2 separate regions of the Homo sapiens genome follow, and region 1 is linked to region 2. A link is an interaction called in ENCODE POLR2A ChIA-PET data of the cell type or tissue named here. Cell type or tissue: A673. All regions are shown on one strand. Links, peaks and the distances in the headings refer to the core of each region. The heading gives the core; the rest is flanking DNA. Region 1 has its middle 24 kb from the start of CA4. Region 2 has its middle 32 kb from the start of HEATR6-DT.

What was found. ChIA-PET counts read pairs that join two places held together with the same protein. Peaks named below come from ENCODE experiments on the same cell type or tissue, not always from the same donor. Only the 100,000 strongest peaks of a DNase experiment are listed, where the experiment ranks them.
Region 1: POLR2A ChIA-PET joins it to region 2 with 5 read pairs; 3 of 35 experiments call an interaction of 5 or more read pairs at or near these places.

The regions. Positions count from the first base shown.
Region 1 is chr17:60,171,419-60,176,801 of GRCh38, reverse strand. It overlaps a transcript of CA4 not described here and the pseudogene FAM106DP. Among named protein-coding and RNA genes, the nearest start is that of CA4, 24 kb to the right of the region's middle. In A673, for the core only: a CTCF peak has its summit at 1,885 (motif pointing right); a DNase peak (open chromatin) is centred at 3,321.
Region 2 is chr17:60,108,127-60,113,509 of GRCh38, reverse strand. No RefSeq gene overlaps it. Among named protein-coding and RNA genes, the nearest start is that of HEATR6-DT, 32 kb to the right of the region's middle. RefSeq lists an enhancer at 1-395. In A673, for the core only: a CTCF peak has its summit at 5,111; no DNase peak of the experiment used is centred there.

The DNA.
Region 1 (5,383 bases), core at 204-5,203, 63 kb before region 2:
CTCCCCCCATCCCCCAGTCCGTGGAAAAATTGTCTTCCACAACACCAGTCCCTGGTGCCAAAAAGGTTGGCAACCACTGATGTAGAGTGTAGAACAAGATCCCTCCAGTGACCAGGTGACTTTAAACATGGCTCACATCCCTTTTAGAAAGTTATGGCAGGGAAGCAAGTAGAGAGCAGGTGGTAAACTGAGGATTGGTGCCTACATTGGTACCTACAGTGGGTCCTACGGTCATTTTTGTGCAGATCAGGAGATGAGGTGAAGAGAAGGAAAGCTCATTTGCATAATGCCTTGAAATGACCCTAGGTTTCTAGGGAGCACCGAGAAACCAGAGATGTCCCTAGTCGTCTGTCTGGGAGATCCAAGGAGACAGTTGGCAGTGTTGAGAAGAGATGAAGGTGACAGCTGTAGGTCCTTCACCCTCAGCTTCTATTTGTTCACCTATAAAATTAAAATACCGAACACTCAGGCTTGTAAGAATTAAATGAAGGACACAAATGCCTGGCACAGTTGCTTGGTAAGTGCTCAATCCAACGATACTCAATCCTATTTTACAAAGAGGGTTTTTTTTGTTTGTTTTGTTGTTTGTTTTTTTACCTCCTTGCTATTCTGATGCTAAAAGAGTTTAATAGTCCTCTGTTCACATTTTCCAAAAACGAGAATACACATTAAAAATGCATAAAATGGACCAGGCGCAGTGGCTCACGCCTGTAATCCCAGCACTTTGGAAGGCCAAAGCAGGTGGATCACCTAAGGTTGAGAGTTCAAGACCAGCCTGACCAACATGGAGAAACCCCGTCTCTACTAAAAATACAAAATTAGCCGGGCGTGGTGGTACATGCCTGTAATCCCAGCTACTTGGGAGGCTGAGGCAGGAGAATTGCTTGAACCCGGGAGGCAGAGGCTGCAGTGAGCTGAGATCACGCCATTGCACTCCAGCCTGGGAAACGAGCGAAACTCCGTCTCAAAAAAAAAAAAAAAATGTATAAAATGAAACATGTTCAATCAGCAGCAGTGGCAGCTTGTTTAAGGAAAGGAACAAACAGAAAATTAATACAGAAAGTCAAAAAATGAAGCACAACTCTTTTAAGTGCCAGTCTGTTTTTAGGTTTCCTTTTTTTTTTTTTTTTTTTGAGACGGAGTTTCACTCTGTCGCCCAGGCTGGAGTGCAGTGGCGCAATCTCGGCTCACTGCAAACTCCAACTCCTAGGTTCACACTTTTTTTTTTTTTTAAATAGAGACAGGGTCTCTGTTGCCCAGGCTGGAATGCAGTGAGGTAATCATGGCTCACTGCAGCCTCAACCTCCCAGGCTCAAGCAATCCTCCCACCTCAGCCTCCCCAGTAGCTGGGACCACAGATGTGCGCCACCACACCCAGCTAATTTTTGTATTTTTTGTAGAGATGGGGTTTCACCATGTTGCCCAGGCTGGTCTCGAACTCCTCGGCTTAAGCTATCTGCCCACCTCAGCTTCCCAAAGTGCAGGGATTACAAGTGTGAGCTGCCATGGCTGGCCAAGGCTGTCTTTTAAAAAGCTAAAAATGGGCTGGTTCAAGACCAGTCTGAGCAATATGGTGAGACCTCATTTCTACTAAAAAAAAAAAAAAAAAAAATCAGCTGGGTGTGGTGGCCCATGCCTGTAGTCATCCCAGCTACTCGGGAGGCTGAGGTGGGAGGATCGCTCGAACCCAGAAGGTTGAGGTTGCCTTGATTGTGCCACTGCATTCCAGCCTGGGTGACAGTGAGACCTTGTCTCAAAAAGCCTCGGAAGGACTGGCCTAGGGAGATGGGCAAGCATTTTGTTTCTAGTTTCTGAATGGCCCTATGCGTTGAGAGAGGTCTTCGGCCTCCCAGCCTCCCTGGCTGAAGGTGGTGAGTCTGCATGGAGTCTCTCCACCACTTGGTGGCATTGCTCACAGTGACTTCTTACTTCTAAACACCATTGAATTGGAGCAAGTAGATGATTTGCCACATTTTTCCCAGCTAGTTTGGAGGCTGAGTACAGAATTTTACTGGGACACACCAGAATGTGTAAGTTGGGGAGTGGCGATCCCAGTTTCTCTTGATAATGTACCAACGGCTTCCTTAGTATTGAAATCACAAAGACAGAAATGCACACACCTCTATGATCAGAGATCCATACAGGAGAGAGCAACAAAAAGAGGCCTTTTAAGTTTGCCAGACTTCCTGACCAGTGGGAAGCAAGAGAGTAGATAAGTGTGCAGCAGTCACAAACCCAGGCCTATAAGAACCTGGTTGGGAATAGAATGTAAGAGAATGGGGAGCGATGGGGACTCTAGTGTGTTCTAGGCACATGCCCATCTAAAGGCTCCATGTGACTGTTGTCCTGCAGGAATGTGGGCCCCAGTGTTCACCAAACCTTTTGTTTTGTTTTGTTTTTCCCATGAAGAGAAGCCAGAAACCCAGATATTAATACAAAGTATCCAGTTTAGAAGTGTTGGTAAATTTTTTTAACTTTGAACATTGTGCTGCCCAAAGAAGGTATCTGCAAGCCAGGTACAAACCAGCAGTTCATGCCCTCTGGTGAGCAGAAAGGTCATAGACTTTGAGCCCATTATGTCGGAGGTCACATTCTAGTTCTGCTGTTGCAACAGCTGTAAACGAAAGTTTTCAGATTTCTAACGCCCAGTGAAAATACCACTTCATTTCCAAAGGTTATTAAAAGGAATAGATCATGTATGTAAGTAGGCACAGAGCTTGCCACCTATTAGGTACTCAAAAGCATTCTTCCCTCACTTAAGGAAACAATACAGGCATAATATAACAATAATGTTATGTTCAAGTTCATTATCAGGAGGCATACACCCAAACAATAGGGGAGTGAGCACCTACCACGTACAGAGCTCTCTGCTAGTTTCTCTGGGGGCAACAGTTCCCAACCTGGCAATTCATCGGCATCATCGGAATCAGCCAGCAGCTTGTTGGATATGCTGAGTCCAGAGTCCTGCCCATATTACACCTAATGTTCTGTGCCTATTACACCCAGATTTATGAGATCCTCCTCTCCCATGCAGTCCAAGAATCTGCATTCTAATAAGTTCCTCAGAGGAAGCTCTTTCACAGCCAGTTTGCACTGGTCTGTGGGTTGGTCATTTATGGAAACCACTGCTCCAGGGAATGAATCATTATTTCCAGTCTCATTAGGGAAAGATGATATGCATATGCACACATGTAAGGAGTGACAGTAATTAGCCAAAAGCTCTGTAGACATAATTGCCTCTGATGAAGTGCTGACTGATGACATCAGACACTAGGCTATTGACAGTGTACCCCAGGGAAATGCAAAAGGGAAGCGAACTGCCTCATAAAGTGAGATTAGGATTACTGGGTCAGAAATGTGGAGAGGGTGATTCAGATGGACAAAGGAGCAGAGGCAGGATTCAAGTGATGCGTTTCAGAGGCAGTGCAGCCTGTTTGTGCTGAGTGGAAGGTGCATGAGGAACATAGTAGACTGTAACAGGAAGGCAGGAGCTGTGAAGGCCTTTGAAGGTCAGGCCAGTTGTAATAAAAGTATTTCACATTGTCAGGTATCTTGGGATAGTTGCCAAACATTTTTCTATGGTTTGTATAAATACATATCCATTTTATTTATGTATTTATTTATTTTAGTTTTTTTGTTTGTTTGTTTGTTTGTTTTTGAGACGGAGTTTCGCTCTTGTTGCCCAGGCTGGAGTGCAATGGAGCGATCCCAGCTCACTACAACCTCCGCCTCTCAGGTTCAAGCAATTCTCCTGCCTCAGCCTCCTGAGTAGCTGGGATTACAGGCATGAGCCACCACACCCAGCTAATTTTGTATTTTTAGTAGAGATGGGGTTTCTCCATGTTGGTCAGGCTCGTCTTGAACTCCCAGCCTCAGGTGATCCACCCACCTCGGCCTCCCAAAGTGCTGGGATTACAGGCGTGAGCCACTGTGCCCGGCCTATTTTAGTTTTTTTTTGAGACGGAGTTTCACTCTTGTCGCCCAGGCTGGAGTGAAGTGGCACTATCTCGGCTCACTGAAACCTCCACCTCCCGGATTCAAGTGATTCTCCTGCCTCAGCCTGCCAAGTAGTTGGGATTGCAGCCGCACGCCACCACACCTGGCTAATTTTTGTATTTTCAGTAGAGACGGGTTTTCACCATGTTGGCCAGGCTGGTCTCGAATTCCTGACCTCAGGTGATCCACCCGCCTCAGCCTCCCAAAGTGCTGGGAATACAGGTGTGAGCCACCACACGGCACATATGTATCTATTTTAGACCATTTTATTATAAACATAAGTTCTGTTTGCTGTAATTTCTCTCTTTTTCATATTCACAATCCACTTTGGCTGGAATTTCTCTTGATAACAAACTTTAGACCTTACCAACAAGCCCAAGAGGAACTCACAGATGGGTGCTAGGCTTGAAATGCCCCAAGAAGACTGAAGGAAGTGGAGGAGGAAGAAAAAAGGAGGCAGAAGGGGGAAAACCTAGAAGAGCTCTGGACAGGGAGGAGGCATGCCAGAGAGAGGAGCCCAGTCACAGCTGAGTGCAGCCCAGGAAGGAAAAATGTGCCTGGTTGGAGGAGTTGTCCAAGGACCTTGGGGATAAGGGGACGGGGCTTCTCTGCTGATCTGATGGTTTTTTCAGTACCACCCTTCAGTTATCTGTAGCAGGATCCTCTGCTGCTGATGGCCAAACCTCAGTGCCCACTGGGATTACAAACTGGGGAGGAAGAGGGGGACTTCCACATTAGGGATCAGCAGGGAGCCTCCAGAATGGAGTAGGAGATACCTACGGCCATCATCAGAGGCTGCCGCAGCCCCAGGTTCAGAGCAGTCATCTTAGCTGATGCCATGGAAAGCAGTAGACCAGAAGTCCAGTCCGCAGTGTTTGCTCAGCACTTGGCAGAATTGTATGACCTTGGGGGTCACTTGCCTTGTCCGCGCCTCGGTTCCCCCTGTGAATATTGAGCGAGTTGCATTAGGTCAGTTGTCTTCAGCTTTTATTTTGAAACAACATTGAGACCCGACCCTTTCTTCCAGCCATTCCAGCCACATTTACCTGAAGGACCCATAGCTAAAGCAGATGAGGTTGGAGTTACTCCGGTTGAAGTGACAGTGGGGGGTGTAGTGCTGCCTGGGCAACCGCTGTGGATTGGATGTCTGCTAAAGCACCTGTCACCTCTAAGCATTCAGAAAGCCAAGCACACAGTGCTCCAGTAGGGTCTGAGGAGCTCCCAGAGAATTGTCTCCAGCAAGAGGAGTTGACAGTGCTCCCAGGAGAACACTCTCATTTGGTCTGCTAGAAATCATGGCCACAGGGTGGGCCTTTTCAAAGGCCATTTTGCTACTCAGTATACTGGGTAGCCAGCTAGAGTGAAGAAGCCACAGGGAGTGCCCGGA
Region 2 (5,383 bases), core at 285-5,284:
TGAGTACTCGGGGCCTCCAGGTGGTTGCTCATGGCATCCTGGCCCTACCACCACCACAGATGTCCCTTTCGGGAGGACTTGGGGGCAGTCCAGGGCCTTGTCTCTGGGGAGGCCTGTGGGGCTGGCTCTACACTGTGACCACAACTTTGTAGATTCCCCACGATGTAGATTGGATTGTGCACATGTGCACACACACACATTTGGAGCACGTGTAAGCACACACTTAAGAGTGTATACCCATACATACGTACACATATCATGAAAAAATCTATAATGAAACATATCAAAATAACTGTGATTATCTCCATGTGGCAGGAGAATAGGTCATTTTTTCTTACATGTGTGTCTTGTTTTGTTTTTTCCAAATGTTCCACAATGGAGATTCATTACTTTTATGATATGGAAAAACAACAAATGTTATTTAGAAACCGAATCCATAATAGCTGTAATATTACAATAATTTAGTCTGGGCACAGTGCCTCACACCTGTCATCCCAGCAATTTGGGAGGCTAAAGCAGGAGGATGGCTTGAGACCAGGAGTTTGAGACAAGCCTGGGCAACATAGCGAGTCCCCCATCTCTACAAAAAAAAAAAAAAAAAAAAATCAGATTAAAAATTAAAATAAATAAAATAATTTAAACACTTTGATAAAAGAGAGTGAAAACAAATTTGGGGAGTAGACTACATGAAGGCTGGGAATCCACCGGGCTGAGTGGCCTTTTTCTTAACACCCCAAAATGGAACAACCAAACATGGCTTTAGAAACTCTTCCAGCACCTGCCAGCATGTGTGGCCTATACTTCTCTGGAGAGGAAACCCGCTGTCCCAGTTTGGAAAAGAATCTAGTATGAGACTGTATCTGATTTATCTGTTTATTGAGACAGGGTCTCACTCTGTCACCCACGCTCGGTGCAGTGGCATAATCTCAGCTCACTGCAGCCTTGACCTGCTGGACTCAAGCCATCCTCCCATCTCAACCTTCCGAGTAGCTGGGACTACAGGCATGTGCCACCATGCCCAGCTAATTTTTTAATTTTTCTTTTGTGGAGATGGGATCTTGCTATGTTGACCAGGCTGGTCTTGAACTCCTGGCTTCAAGCGATCCTCCCACCTTGGCCTCCCGAAGTGCTGGGATTACAGGTGTGAGCCACCACACCTGGCCTTGTATCAGATTCAGTACTGATTATTTTTTTTAACTATTGTTAAGTTTAGCATGTCATCATTTCAGAATACACTGCTTCTCAAAAGAATGAAGGCTACAACAGCCTGAGTCTCTGTTTTTCACGAATTCCCCAGATGATTCTGAAACACACCAGCTCGAGACCCTCCACTGTTGCATGTTTGAAAGTAGTGGTTCTCAAACTTGTCTGCAACTAGAATCACTTGTGCAGCTTTTAAAACTCTCAGTGGCAAGACCGTACTCCAGACCACAAAACTCAGGGGTGGGGTGAAGGGGGCTGTTCATCAGTAGTGTAAATGTCCCCAGGTGATTTTAATGAGCAGCCAGGTTTGAGAACCAGCGTCCTAATGGGAGCAACCTCATATCCAGGTGTTGTGCCTCCTGAGCCTGGGAAACAACTCTGGCAAAAACCTTGCGTCTGAATAACTTTGTGTTCTCTGTCTCCATCTGGTGGTCATTCCGCTACATTGCTATTATTTACCTGTGCAACTTGGGCTCTTGTACTTTTAAGAAAGTTTGCCAAAAGAATCAAAAAAACCAAAAAGACTTGAAATTTCAAGAAATAGAAATGGCTACGAAATATGCCATTATAAAGAACCGAATGATCTAAGAGTTATAAATGCATTTGAATAATGCATCTCAATCTTTGGCAGTACTTGGCAAATTAAAAAGCAGTCAATAAGTGCTACTTATTCCCATTATAATTAAACATAAGTTAGACCCCATCTTTTGGGTACCAGTGATTCATTTTGAATGAATGGCTTTAATTCAACAAAAAAACATATTTAGTCTTATTATACCTGGCATACCGTTGGCAGTGGTGAACAGACACAGCCTGCATGGTGAGAAACATTGTGTGCGTGCATGTGTGTATGTGTGAGAGATCGAGAGAGAGAGAGAGAGAGAGAGAGTGAGAGAGAGATTATTATTTTAATAAAAAGACTGTTTGTGAGTATACCGCTCCATGAGTTTTGTAACCCCACCCCAATCAGGATTCCAAACAGTGAGAGATTATCATTTTAATAAAAAGGCTATTTGGGGGTATACTGCCCTATGAGTTTTGTTGCCCCACCCCAATCAAGGTTCCGAACAGTTTGATCACTCCCACAAATCTGCTTCATGCTCCCTGTCGTGGCATCCTTGCCTCACCCCAATCCCTGGCCACCAACCGATGTTTTTTGTCCCTGTAGCTTTGCCTTTTCCATAATGTCATGTGTTCATACAATATGTAACCTTTTGAGAGTGGCTTCTTTAACTTACCAAAACTTCCTTCCTTCTGCTTGTTTTAGGTTTATTTTGCCCTTTTTTTTCTTTAGTTTGTTAAAGCTGAGGTTTAGATTGTTGACTCGAGCCTTCCTTCTTTTCTAAAATAAGCATCAAATGCTATAAATTTCCATCTGAGCTCTTCTTTAGCTGCATCTACACATTTTGTTTTATTGTGTGGGGGTTAAGATCCTGAGGTCTGGAGTCAGACAGACGTCCTTTGGATCTGGACTCTGCCACTTGCTGGCCATGGGACCATCTTGTGACCTTGTGTCTCCTCTCTGTGGACCTCAAAACAAGTCTTTATTCAATGCCCAGGGTCCTGCCTAATATTAAGGCTTTAGAGACATATTTTCAAATTGCCTCATGAGGGCCCTTTTAAAACATCAGAAACATTGAATTACTCATAAGATAGCTAAATTTGTAGTAATAAAGTATCTGCCTACACGCCTAATGGATTCAGTAATGTCACTTAATAGGAGTTTGTGTTATTTACAGCAGTCTCTACTTATATTTGAAAAGAGTAACACATCACTTATTAATTTTACAGACAATGTGTGGGTTACATATGGACTTGTGAATCTCATGCATTACCCGTGTTGTCCCCCAGATACATACAGTCACTGTGGGAACAAACACCACCCTGAGTACCTGCTGCTTGCTAGGGATTTTCATGGAGATTATGGCATTTAAACCTGAAATAGGGTCGGGCACAGTGGCTCATGCCTGTAATCCCAGCATTTTGGGAGGCTAAGGTGGGTGGATCACTTGAGCCCAGGAGTTCGAGACCAGCCTGGCCAACATGGTGAAACTCCATCTCTACCAAAAATACAAAAATTAGCTGGGTGTGGTGGCGTATGCCTGTAATCCCAGCTACCCGGGAGGCTGAGGAATGATAATGGCTTCAACTCAGGAGGCAGAGGTTGCAGTGAGCTGAGATCGCACCACTGCACTCCATCCTGGGCAACAGAGCTACACTCCATCTAAAAAAAAAAGGCAAAACAAAACAAAGAAAAGAAAAGAAAACCTAAAACAACTCTGCAGAATAATTGATATTATCACCACTTTATACATGTAGAAACAGGCTCCAAGGGGCTCAATGAATTTCCCAGAGTTCTACAGTTAATAAGGGGCAGAGCCAAGATCCTGACCCTGATCTGTCTGTGTAGCATGAGAGAAATATCCACTGTGGACTGTATTTGAAAATATTCACAGATACTGTGTTAATGCTATATAAAGTATATTATACCTAACATTTTATTACATATTTTTTCATTTAATAATAATTGTGAATAGATACTTCTATCATCAACCTATAAATCTACCTACTTCATGCTTTTAAAGGACTATGTCATACTTCATTAAGTGAATTTACTGTAATCTATTTAACCAACATTCCTTTAGTGAACACTTTAATTGTTTGCAATTTTTTGTTCTTGCATAGAATGCTGAAATGAACAGGATCATATGCAAGTGTTTTTGTACACCTCTAGAAGTGATTTTTTAAAATTCCTAAGAGTGAGATGATAAAATTAGTTACAAACATTTACTAACACATATTACCAAATCAGGCAGCATAATAAAAGATCATCATATTTTTATTCATTCACTTAGCAAATACTTACATCGTGCTTGTGCTGTGCTAGGTACTGCTCCTAGACCTTGACTCCTCATGACATCCTGAGGGGAGAACTGTAATGATTCTGTTTCATACATGAGAAGACTTTGGCTCAGAGAGGCAAAGTAACTTGGCAGAAGTCAGACAGAAAGTAGCTGGTTTGGAAACCAGGGTCTGCAGTGCCCAGGCACTTAATGACTATGTTGTCCTTCCTGATTTATTAAGGCTTTATTCCCAGAATTACTCAAATCCTAAAGAATAAATCTTATTTGATGGGAGTATCAAATGAGATTTTAAGTGGGAAAATATCTCATTAATGTTAACAGTATATGTTTTTAAATAAGATTTTATTATTTTTCTAGCAAAAAGCTTATAAACTATATCGTTTGTTTTATTTTTAAAAAAAGGAAACTATAAACCCAATATTTTAAGAAATGACTTCATTCACTTAACACTTTTGAGCTGAGTCTCTCCTCTCATCAGTTCTCTGTGAGCAGAAAAGAGGGAGGCTTAGGGGCTTAGGGGATTAGGGGTCATGGTCACTGGGAAATGCAACAGAAACCTGTCGGAGCGCCTAGAACCTAGAAGAGTTAGCCATAGTAAATCGGTTGGTGCATATCCTTATAGAACTTTTATTTTGTAAGGGTGTGTGCAAACTAGTTATTATGTTACATCTTACATACATTTACAACCTTCCTTTTTATACCTAATGTATATTTTTCCATGACCTTGAATGCACTTTTATAACTTTTTTTTAGGTTTTAAGGCATTTTATTGCTAAGTTCCACCTCCTAGATTTGGGAAAGAATCTAAAAAACACATATTTGGTGCCTTCTGTGTGCTCTGCCCAGTCACACACGTTATTCTATTTAACCTTCTGATGACCTAGGTTTCTTCACCACTCTCTTTTAGAGAGTTGCTCCCAGCAGTCATGTGACTCATGTAAGGCCATGTTGCTCCAGGTGGCTTGCAATCCAGGTTGGCTGAACTTCCAACTACATTCTCTTTGCTGTGCACTGTCCAAAAGTAAGGAGAGTTTCCTGCCTCTGGAATTCTCTATGTACAGGTGCCACCAGTTGTTTTCTTTGTGCACAGAAGAAAGTAAAACCCAGAGGCCACTATTAGTGATGGAGATGCATTGTCAGGAGAGGACAGAAGACAGGTAGAAGTTGTCAGAGCTCTCATTTCTCCCACATGGGCTTGTACCATATGCAAATGGTTTCATAAGCATATGGTAACAGTGTGTTCAGCCACAAGAGGGAGAACAACTTGGAGCTGGAGATCCTTCTTCTCATGCCTCACCGTACTTTTGACTTCCCGA